2 separate regions of the Mus musculus genome follow, and region 2 is linked to region 1. Evidence: chromatin loops called from intact Hi-C (ENCODE). Cell type or tissue: left cerebral cortex. All regions are shown on one strand. Each heading gives the region's core, and the rest is flanking DNA. Links, peaks and the distances in the headings are about the cores only.

Region 1 (5,000 bases), core at 1-5,000:
ACACACACTAAAAAAGAGAAAGAGAAAAAAGTATCAAAATAAAATACACTGTAATAAAAGTTTAATGCATGAAAACTGTTCTGGGATGTTGGAAGAGACAGGATAGGTTGGGGCTTAGCAGTGGAAACACTGAGCGGTGGAAGTTGTCTTTAGCTGTTTTATGCTTTGGGAAGTTAAGGTAGAATGGGTGTGTGGGAGATGGACATGATACACCCGTGATCCCAGCGCTGGAGAGACTGGGGCTGGAGGATCTTTGAGTTCAAGGCTAGCCTGGGCTACATGACACCTTGTTTCAGAACAAAAGATGTAAAAGGGGCCAATAAGATGCCTTAGAGGGTAAAGGCTCTTGCTGCACATGCCGGGAGATAAGAGTTTGGTCTCCAGAACTCATGTAAAAGCATGTCAATGCAGAAACATTGCTCTCCTCCTAAAGCGGTTAAGAGTTTATTTGGGAGCCATCTTGAGTGACCGTGGCTCAGAAACACAGATCTAGGTAATCTCAGACTCCATGTTCCAACATGGAGGCAATTCCATGAAGTTTTATAGTTTTAAAGAACAAAGATAGCCATATAAAATACATTGGCATGGCCAGACAGTTGTGGTGCATGTCTTTAATGCCAGCACTTGGGAGCCAGAGGCAGGCGGATCTCTGTGAGTTCGAGAACAGCCTGGCCTACAGAGTTTCAGGACAGCCAGGGCTACACAGAGAAACCCTGTCTCGAAAAACAAGAAACAAAACAAAACAAAAAATATATTGGTAGGAACCCGAGAGAAGCAGGTACACCAAGTAGGGGGAGCTTTTCTACAGGCCCAAGATGTCATCTGAGGGCAGTCTTAGCTTTTGGATTGGTGGAAGCTAGTGGTCAGCTAAGTTAATAGAGCCCAAGAGGTTTTATCCACCAGCCACACTTCTGACACAGAGGTGGGTAAGGACTGGCTGTTCTTGGGCCTCTCCCGACCTCTCCACAATCTTTCAATCAGTCTCTGCGACACAGAGTCTTTCTAGGAATTCTAATTCACAATATAATAATAATAATAATAATAATAATAATAATAATAATAATAATAATATAGAAGCACTGAGAACATAGTGATGATAAAGCACTTATCTAGGACACACAAGGCCCTAGGTTCAATTCCCACAACAAAACAAATAAACCATTTTTTAAAAAATCTGTCAACACTCCATCTTATAAACAAGGTTAAGAAGCCTGAAAATACCCAAGGATTCATGTGTACATTTCCTGATGTGTAATGTCTCTATAATTTACAATGGTCCAGGTATACCACAAGATAGATTTCCCTCCCTTCTCCACTCTCCTTCTGACCTTTTTTAAAAAAATATTAATTTGTTTATTTACTTTACATCCTGATCATGGCGCCCCCTCCTCTCAGTCCTCCCTCACACAGCTCCTCCCTCCCTCCCTCCCTCCCTCCCTCCCTCCCTCCCCCTTCCTTCCTTTCTATTCCCGGACACATGAGCATTTATTAAGTACCTACTGTATGTAGAGCTGGAAGATAGCCCTAGGGGAAAAGGCACTATCAAATTAGACAGCAGGTGGAGGAGAGGACCTCTCTCTCTGCTCCCACCTCTCCCCTCCCCTGCCAGCCCACTCTCTCTGTAACAAACCCTTCATATTGGTGAGTGGTTTCTGTAGGTTCATCCTCATTACCCATGACCCTTCCCAGGGCTGGCTATCATGGCTGTGTGGCTACAGTCCCCTGTGAAGCAGCGAGTTTCCAGCCGGTGAGGAAGGGAGAGCCTTCCACTTAGGTCCTGGACCTTCTCCTCCCTGTGTCTCCTTAGCTTGTCCCAAAACAACATCACTGATGTGGGTGCCTGCAAGCTTGCAGAAGCTCTGCCAGCCCTAGCCAAGTCCCTCCTAAGGCTGAGGTGAGTGAGGTACCCCCCACTGAATGGGCTGGGGAGATGGGGGTGGGGTGGGGCTGGGGGGAGGTAGGGGTGAGGGGGGTATAGGACCCCCTTTTGCTGCTCTTTGTGGCACATCACCACAGCCTTGGGGCAAGTCGCTTACTAGTTCCAAGTCTCTATTTCTTCATCTGTAAAATATGAACCATGTCAATGGATCATGTGTCATACTCCAGCGCTATCCCTAGTGAGCAGTAGTAGATGGTTGCCCTTTACCCAAGGAAGAGCCCACTGGAAAGCCCTGCAGTGCTGGCTTCTGGGCTGTCCACCACTATTCCAGCTAGTTCTCACACTGCCACCTTCTGGAAGACCTTGGTGTAGCAGCTCCAACTTCTAAATTCCTTTCAGCAAGTCTTTGGTACTAAGGGGCCTGAGAGGGAACTGAATTTGGCCCAGAGCCCCAGCCATTCAGCTCAGCAGTAGCAGCTCTTGGCTAGCCATATAGGAAAGGATTTCCTTCCCCAAGTCTAGGAGAGGTGTCTGCTATGCACCTCTACTGAGGCAGCCACTCCTACAGCCTTCCAAGCAGGTCCTCTTTGTGCCCTGCAAAATTCATAATGTGTGTACTCGTTACCTAAACTAGGTTGTGCTAAGTGTATAGGATTCCCTAACATGGGTGTCTTGGGGGTCGGGGGTTGGAGGTCAGGAAAGTCTAGGTCATACGGGCAGGTGCCTGTGGGCCAGGAAGGCATACTAACTACTATTGTTGCTGAGACCAGATACCAAACAAAGACAACCTAAGGAAGGGAGGAAGGAAGGAAGGAAGGAAGGAAGGAAGGAAGGAGGGAGGGAGGGAGGGAGGGAGGGAGGGAGGGAGGGAGGGAGGGAGGGAGGGAGGGAGGGAGGGAGGGGTTCTTTGGGTTCACAGTGTGAGGTGCAGCCCATGATGGTGGGAGGGCATGTGGCAGGAATGTGAAGGCGACCGGTCCCATTGCATCTGCAGCCGGGAAGCAGAGAGTACTGAGTGCTGTGCTCAGCCTGCTTTTCCCTTTTACATTTTAAAAAAATACTGTGTGTGTATGTGTGTGTGTACATGTGTGTGTATGTATGTGTGTGTGTGTTGTCTGCATATACACCTATATGGCAAACACACACACGGTACCTGCAGTGACCAGACGATGATAGTAGGTCTTACTGGACTTAAATGGCTTACTGCTATTTCATAATATTGAATACATTCATTCCAACTACAAAGTCCCCAGAGTTTCCAGGTTTTCTTCTTCCTGTGGCCAACCCAACTCACCTTCTGTGGTAGCTCATTTGGCCCTGAGCAGTTTCTGTGTCACACTGTGAGACCTGAATGATGCATAGCCCACAGCATAAACCAAGAGCCTACCTGCTCTCCCTACAGTGACCCCCTCCTACCAGTTCTACAAATGAGCAGCCGTGTGGGTAGGAAGTAGACTGGATAGGAAGAGGCACGTCTTTGAACCTGGGAAGCTCCTCCCCTTATAATTTCCATGCTTTGGGCTGAGAAAGACCTCTCTCCCTCTCCCTCTCCCCCTCCCCTCCCTCTCCCCCTCCCCTCCCTCTCCTTTTCCTTCTCTCCCCTCCCCCAGTCTTTCCCCTCTTTCCCCCTTCTTTCTTTCCTCTCTTCTCTCTTTCCTACCCCCTCTCTCTTTCCCTCTCCTTTTCCCCTCTCCCCTCCCTTCTTTCTCCCTTCCTCGTGTGTGTGTGTGTGTGTGTGTGTGTGTGTGTGTTACTGAGTATGAAGCCCAGAGCTGTTTCATATATACCGGACAAGCATTCTACTACTGAGCTATAACCCCAGCCTTCTTAACTTTCTGTTTTTGAGGGGCTGTGGAGATGGCTCCACAGTTAAGAACACTGGTTGCTCTTGCAGAGAACTTGAATTCCATTTCTAACACTCACTTGGTAGCTCACAACCATCTGTGAACTCCAGTCCCAGGGGAATCTGATGCCCTCTTCTGGCTTCCTTGGGCACTGCACCTATGAAGCACAGCCATCCATGAAGGCAAAGCACTCCCCCCCCACACACACACACACATATAATAAACAAACATCCATGCACACATATAATAAACATTTTTTAAGTTCTAATTTGAGACAGGGTCTCATGTATTCTAGGCTGGCCTAATTTGTAATCCCTCTGCCTCAGTTTCCTAAGTAGCTGGAATTACAGGCCTGAACCACCAAGCCCAGTGTACAACTTACTGCCCATGCTGTTGTATCTTGAACTCACTGTGGAACTACAAATAAGTAGTGGCCTCAACATTCTGGGCCTCAATTAGTCCATCTGTAAAATGGGACAGTAGGGCCTGCCTGGGGATGTGACTCAGTTGTTAGAGTGCTTGCCTAGCATGTATGAGGCCCTGGATTCATTCCATCCCCAGCACTGCATAAACTGGATGTGGTGCATTGTAATCCTAGTACTCAAGAGGTAGAGGCAGGAGAATCAGAAGTTAAAGGTCATCTTTGACTACATACCAAGTTCCAGGCCAGTATGGGGATACATGGGACCTTGTCTTTAGATAGATAGATAGATAGATAGATAGATAGATAGATAGATAGATAGATAGATAGAAGTAGTAATCTCAGTTGAGTGGCTATCACCTGGCCTGAACTGGCCCAGCACCCCAACCCTCTTTCTTCCTCTGTTGCCGGCAGCTTGTACAATAACTGCATCTGTGACAAAGGAGCCAAGAGCCTGGCACAAGTACTTCCGGACATGGTGTCCCTGCGTGTGATGGAGTGAGTGTAGGGGCTGGGTGGTGTCTGTGGAGGCAGAGGATCTCCCACCCACATCGTGAGAAGGGTTGAGGTGGGAGTTGTCATGCCTCAGGATGGGTCTCTCTCTTCAGTGTCCAGTTCAACAAGTTCACGGCTGCCGGTGCCCAGCAACTGGCCTCCAGCCTTCAGAAGTGCCCTCAGGTGGAAACACTGGCGTAAGTCACATCGCCCCCAGGGCTGGAGTATGTGAGTGTCTTTAGAAGTCAAATCCTACCCCTGCCAACTAGTACCTGATCCTGGGATGTCAAGTGATTTGCCTGCTGGCCTCAGAGATGAGGATGGCAATACCTGCAGACAAGACTTGTTATGTTAGTAAAAC
Region 2 (6,503 bases), core at 575-5,574, 74 kb before region 1:
GATCCATCTCTCCAGTTCCCTCTCCATCCTCCACACCTTAACCACCATCCAGTGAAGGTAGATTATACCTCCGAGGTGTCCTGGGCCACCCTCCCAGCCTCTGTTTTCTTCTGCCCCTAAACCAGTCTATGATGAGTAATCTCAACAGTCAACTAAAGGATATCTAGAATTACCTGGGACACAGAACTCAGCATTGCCCAGTGTGAGTTACTTTGAGTAATCTGATGGAAGTAGGGAGAGCCACCCACTATGGGCAGCACCATTCCCTGGGCTGTGATCCTAGACCCTATAAACAAGGGAAATGGAGCTGAATACAAGCATTCCACTATACTTCCTGACTAGAGACACACTGTGACCAGCTACACCAAGCTCCTGCCATGGTGACTCCCACGATGTGAAGCACTTGGCTGCTGAACTGTGAGCCAGACTAAACCTCTCTTTCTTAAGCTGCTTCCTTTTCTAAGTTATCTTATCATAGCAACAGGAAAGAGACTAAGGCACTAACTTCACCCTTCAGTCTTGACCCTAACACTGCTATGGCCAAATTCTTCCACTGAAAAGTAGCTCTTGTACATGGGTGTTTAACTTTACATAAAAATTAAACAGAACCAAATTCCATAACTCTAGCTATAGTGCAATGCTCAATAGCCACAGGTGACCACATTATATCTGATGAACAACACATCTGGGCTCATTGATTTTAACTGTCAACTTGATACAACCTAGAATCACTTGAGAAGACTCTTAATGTGGAATTATCCAGATCAGGTTAGGGGGATTGCTTTGATTGTTAACAAGGGGAGGAGGAAGACCCAGTCCATTGTGAGTGGTATCATTCTCTAGGCAGGGGCTCCTGAACAGCAAAAGGGAGGAGAAAGCCAGCTGAGTAAAGCAATCAAGAGTTATACAGGGCAGCCCCACAACAAAGCAGGGCCTAACCTTTACATGGCAGCGGTGTCCTTACATACTCGCCTGGGCAACTCCACAGGCAGTGTCCTTACATACTAGCCTGGGCAACTCCACAGGCAGGGGCTGGTCCCGTATCCTACATAGTCCCAGCCACCAGCCTAGGGTCAGGGTTACAGGTGATATTTACCAGGCAGTGAACCTGTAATTGTTTAGATACTCTATAAAACCCTTCACTTAGGATTCCAATGACAACAGTATGAAGGATGAAGAATGAGCCTCAAGTGTCTAGGGTCTGATCTCTGGGAGCTGTGGATGTTGTATTATGTGAAAAAAGGTTATCTTCATTTAGTAACGGATCTGAAAGAGACAGACAATGACAGAGAGACTGACAGAAACAGAGAGGCTCATGTAGAATACGCTGGTCCTAAACTCACTGAGTAGCTGAGAGTGACCGGGGACTTCTGAATCTCCTGCCTCCATCTCCTTCGTGCTGAGGTTACAGCTGCTTGCTACTAGGCCCAGTTTATTTAGAGCTAGGAGTGGATTAGAACCCAGGGCTTCATGCATGCTGGGCAAGTACTCTACCAACTGAGCTACACGCCCAGACCTCACATTGTAAAGGTGCAAATTACCCTAGGTTGCTGAGTAGGGTTGCGGTATTGTCACAAATGCCCTTATTATTGAGAGGTACAGGAGCGCATGTGCACGTGCACACCACCATGCCTCGTTGATGCTGTGGTTAGGATGGAACCCAGAGGTCTGTTCGTGCTAAGCAGATACTCCACCAACTGAACTACATGAAACTAGCATGTTTATGACAATTTGTTACAGTGACCACGTACTAATTTCATTCTTAGAGACTGTTGTATTTGGGTCGGATGATCTAATGGAAGAGGAAGACAAAATAACCGTAGCGGAAAGGTAGCACTTTTGACTAGCATACACAAGGCCCTCTGTTCCATTCCCAGTACCAGAAAACATAAAGAGAAAGCACTAGGTACCAGGCCTCTAAGTATGCTAGGGACGAGTGGGATGGACAAGTGGGCGTGGCTGAGCTGTGATTGTTTCTTGAAGGCTCAGGGGTTTGCACTTTCGCAGCTACCCTGCTGCAGACTGACTCCTCTCCTACACTGCCATATCTGACCTTCCAACAAGGATGCAGAACCTTTGCACTTCCTGTTCCTTTAGCCCAAATTCTCTTCCTCCAGAGCCTCCTGTGGCTGCCGGCTTCTCAGCATCCAGTCTCAGCTTAAAAGTCACTGCCTCAAAGACCCCTTCCCCCGCCCCGCCCCTTTGTGCTAGAGCATGAGAACAACCCTTGGAACCTTCTCTTACCTCACCGTGCTAGTTTCTTTCTAACCCTCTTAACATTTTTGCCTAATAAATCAGCTGCCCCGCCCCCAAGCTCTAGGCTCCAAGGGGGCAGGGTCTGTACAACTCATGCACACAGCAGTTGTTCCGTGTATTTCGAATGAATGAGTTGGCGAATGAATGAATTTGCAGCTTGGGACCAAATAAGTCAACATACCTGATCTTGGCCTTTCTAAAGGCCAGCTCCTCTTCATTACCGAAGTCCAGGGACACATCCTCAGTATCATCCCCTAGGCCCTGGGGAACAGCAGGAGCAGATAGATGGCAGGCCATCCCAGAGCTCACAGGAGGCCTTCGGGCGTGAGCGCCCTCTCTCCCTGGATATGTCTCTGTGCTCCTCCCAGCATTATTCCCTTAGTTCCCTAGGCTTTCCCCACCCTCCTTACTGCTCGGGGGCTTAGCCTTCAAGGCCAGTGCATCTACCTCCCAATGCAGCATCTCTGCAGCCCTACCTGCTTCATCCCCCTGGGTACCACTTGACACTATAGCACAGGTTCCAGCTCTGCCCTTCACCGCCCAAAGTTTAGGATGCCCAGCAGGGAGCCCGCCTGTGGGATGCTCCCAGCCTTAGCTCAGCTCTAGTGATCGATGGGGGGAGGGGCTCTGTGCAGTGCGCAGTCGCGGACTGGGGCGGAGCCAGAGAGGATACCCAAGGATGCTGGGATACACTGAGAGCCGAGTTCAACACGGAGGGTGCAGGACGTGAATGTAAGTTAGTATCCAGAAGCTGAGCGCTCAGGTTGGAAGCAGAGTTTGCTGGCTCTATAAAAAGCAAACTCTTCTGCGCCAGGCATAGTAGTGCAAGCCTGTGACTCTTGGAAATCTGAAGCAGAAGATTGCCCGGCTGCATAGAAACAAACAAATAAATAAACAAACAGCTGTGATCAGGATCTAGTTGCGTGGCTTGGGAACAGCAGTATTGACATAGAAATGGGCACACAGAGAAGAGTAGTTGTAGCCATGTGAAGGCCTTGCTGGCCTTCTCCTGGCCCAGAACAGAGTCGCAGAATCTCTTCTATGGCCTACCCCTGCCATTTCCCAATTCCCACCCCACTATCTACACAATCTCCCTTAGCCCCCATATCCCTCCCTGCCATCCTGGGACAGAGCTGAGTGACAGGAAGCCAAAGCTGCTAGTCTTGCTTCATGGTTCCCCTTTCTCCCTCCCCCACAACCAGGTGTTAGCCTGACTCCTGGTGACCCCCTCAGGGATACCGAGCCACAAGCTCCAGGGCAGTTCCTTCCTGCCCTGGCTAGAGCGCAGTAAGGGGCTGGTTCACCTTTAATCCTATAGCTGTGCCAGAGCTGCCAGCTGCACACACCACTCTTTAGGACACAGAGATGCTGTCTGGGGGGAAGGGAAAGGGGACTCCTTCTATGACAGAAGACCATCTCAGGGGCCAAGCCTTTTGAAGTGTTTTTCAAACTCTGACTGACATGGCAATGTTGGCCTGTAATCACAGTACTTAGGAAGGCTGAAGCAGGAGGATCACAAATTTCAGGCTAGCCTAAAATACAAAACAAGTTCAAGACCAGCCTGGGCAAATTAGCAAGATCCTATCTCAAAAAGTTTATTTTAAAAATGAGGTAGAAGGGGGATGGGGTGGGGTGGGCATATGCACAAGCAAGTGATTTTAGTGAGTGCTAGAGTGTTTGTCTTGCATACAAGAGACTCTTGATTCAATCCCCAGTGACACACACACCCCACACAAACATGTCTGTGTGTTTGTATGTATATGTATATGTATATGTATATGTATATGTATATGTATATGTATATGTATATGTATATGTATATATTTCCAAACCAACATCAGTTCTAGTAGCTTCTAAGCCCTCTGCTGCTCAACTAATAAGATGATCCACTAAAATCAGCACAGCAGATTGCCAAAGCTCCCAGGGTCAGACCCAGGGCCTTCTCTTCGGCTTCCCACCTGGCAGAGTAGAGGAAGGGCCTGGGGTTCTGCTGGAATGGAGGCTGGCTCCATTACCTGGGCAGCAGAAAGCTCAGTTCAAGGCCTCAATTATCCCTGGGGCATCAGGATTTAATACCACCAAGGCAGGCTTTCTGGAGAGTGTTGTGGGCTCTTCCCAACCCATTGCTGGTTCCAGGCCCAGATATGACACCGAGGAACCACAGCCACCAGGCGTGTCCTGGTTCTCAGTGGAGGCCAGGTGGAGGTGAGCGGCCATTGTAGTGCATTTAGGGGCTTTTCCTCTGACTCGAAAGACTAGCAGCTTCTGGTGTCTGTTGAGTTGGGGCAAGGGGCTGGGAAAACCCCCTAGGAAGCCCCATCCGGGCTAACTGACATTCTCAGAATGGGAAACCTCACGACTGACCACTAAATCTACCACGAAGGTCACCGTATGATCGTGAGGTTACCCTGTTCTCCACCTCCCCTGGGCTGTCCACACAGGGCAAAGGACAGGAGGACAAAGGACAAGAACTGTGCAGGGAGTTTTATCGTTGCTCTGAAGCCGGCTCCAGCCACACTGTAGGTGGGGTTTCAGGTCTGAAACCAGGGTAGCATCTGGCAGCAGCAATAAGCTAGGTTCAGCTGCCTGTCCCCATACACCCACAGACAAGATGGTTGAGAGCGAAAAGCAGAAGAGATTTAATCAACACAGTGGGGAGAAGCAGGAGAAGGGGCCCAGTGACCCTGAGTTCATCTTCAGGGTGCGGATACAAGTGTTAGGTTCGGTAGAGGAAGACCTAAGTCAGGAGCCAGAGGTATCCCGAGTGAGCAGTCCTGGCTGAGCTGTGGTCCTGTCCCTCACTGTTCAGCTTGTGCCACTGGGTCTGAGACACTGTTAATCTCTTAACAGGGAGACTAACCCGGTCATTCCAGGTGAAGCCTCAGCATCGTGGACTGACTTCACCTGCAGTTGGTGGGCCTGGGAAGTCTGCCGTTCTGGAGTCCCGGTGACGGCAAACTTAGCATACTGTCTTATTTATCTTCAGTCTTGAGGGGAATGAAAGGAGACAGATGGGCCTTTATAATTTCCATGTCTGGGCAGAATGAGACAGGAGTCTGAGGCAAACACAAGGAGACAAGCAAAATGAAGGAAGAGATGCCAGGGTTTCCTCTGCCCTTAGCGAGGAGCTGCCTGTGACTAAGTCACCTGTTGCTAGGTAGGTTTGAGGAGTCTATTCCAGGCCTTTGGAGACTCAAGGGAGGCATTTGGGAAATTATTTTTCATAAGGGAAATACTAGGCGTATTTGGGATATAGGGAATACTTAGAGCAGAGACTAAACACTAACCTTTTCTTCCATGTTCTCTGCTCCTCCACCTACATGGGGGCAGGGATCAGAACCTCCAGGCTCGGTCTTATCTCTAGTCCTGTAGCTGAGTCTTGGACCCCCAACAGTCCCTGAAGGGTCTCCAGGCTTGTGCAGCCATTGGGCTCTGGAGACTCTTGAAGCTCAATGTCTGGTTGTCAACAGGCCTGGATGGGACACTTGTGCAGGAGACACCATCTGTCTGGCCTCAGTGCCTGCATCTATAAAATGGGTCCACAATTCCCCTATCCAGGAACGCAAGGACTAAACACAGTGCCTATAAAGAGCCCTTCTCAGTGTAGAGGTTTAGCAAACTATTCCCTGGTGACGGTGATTTGATGGCCTTAAGAGAGGCACTGGGATGTGAGGAACCCCTGTGAGCCCACAGCACAGTGACGTGAGTCTATGTCTCACCTTCCATACTGTGTCTGTGTCCACAGCAGAAGCAGTAAGCGATACATTTTAAAGGAGTGAATTTAAGAAATGTAAGTTAGTGCCGGGTGTGGTGGCACACGCCTTTAATCCCAGCACTCAGGAGGCAGAGGCAGGCGGATTTCTGAGTTCGAGACCAGCTTGGTCTACAGAGTGAGTTCCAGGACAGCCAGGGCTACACAGAGAAACCCTGTCTTAGAAAAACCACTAAAAAAAAAAAAAAAAAAAAAAAGAAAGAAAGGAAGGAAGAAAGAAAGAAAGAAAGAAAGAAAGAAAGAAAGAAAGAGAGAGAGAGAAATGTAAGTTAGATTTTGTTTGTTTGTTTTGAGATGCTGTGGATCATGGATTCCAGGCTGACCTCAAACTCATTCTGTAGCTGAGAATAACCTTCTACCTGATCCTCCCAGCTCTGCACCCTGAGCAAGCGCTGGAATCACAGTTGTGAGTCACCATGTCTGATTTTATGTGGGTCTAAAGCCTGGCCCTACAAATAGCAAAGGACCATCAGGC

What was found. Hi-C counts contacts between places; a loop is a spot of excess contacts. Peaks named below come from ENCODE experiments on the same cell type or tissue, not always from the same donor. Only the 100,000 strongest peaks of a DNase experiment are listed, where the experiment ranks them.
Region 2: it touches region 1 in a loop (2.6-fold over the local background); 1 of 42 quality-filtered maps calls a loop at or near these places.

Annotation. Positions count from the first base shown.
Region 1 is chr16:10,519,161-10,524,160 of GRCm38, forward strand. It overlaps Ciita (class II transactivator), which reads left to right. Exons shown (of 19, transcript NM_001302618.1): 15 at 1,808-1,894; 16 at 4,559-4,642; 17 at 4,753-4,836. Among named protein-coding and RNA genes, the nearest start is that of Dexi, 21 kb to the right of the region's middle. In left cerebral cortex, for the core only: CTCF peaks have their summits at 2,236 (motif pointing left) and 3,865 (motif pointing left); DNase peaks (open chromatin) are centred at 2,234 and 3,855.
Region 2 is chr16:10,444,493-10,450,995 of GRCm38, forward strand. Tvp23a (trans-golgi network vesicle protein 23A) reads right to left here and starts at 2,870. Exons shown (of 7, transcript NM_001013778.2): 1 at 2,438-2,870. The coding sequence starts at 2,553. In left cerebral cortex, for the core only: a CTCF peak has its summit at 2,899; DNase peaks (open chromatin) are centred at 2,381, 2,908 and 5,256; H3K4me3 peaks cover 1,747 bases; H3K27ac peaks cover 1,026 bases.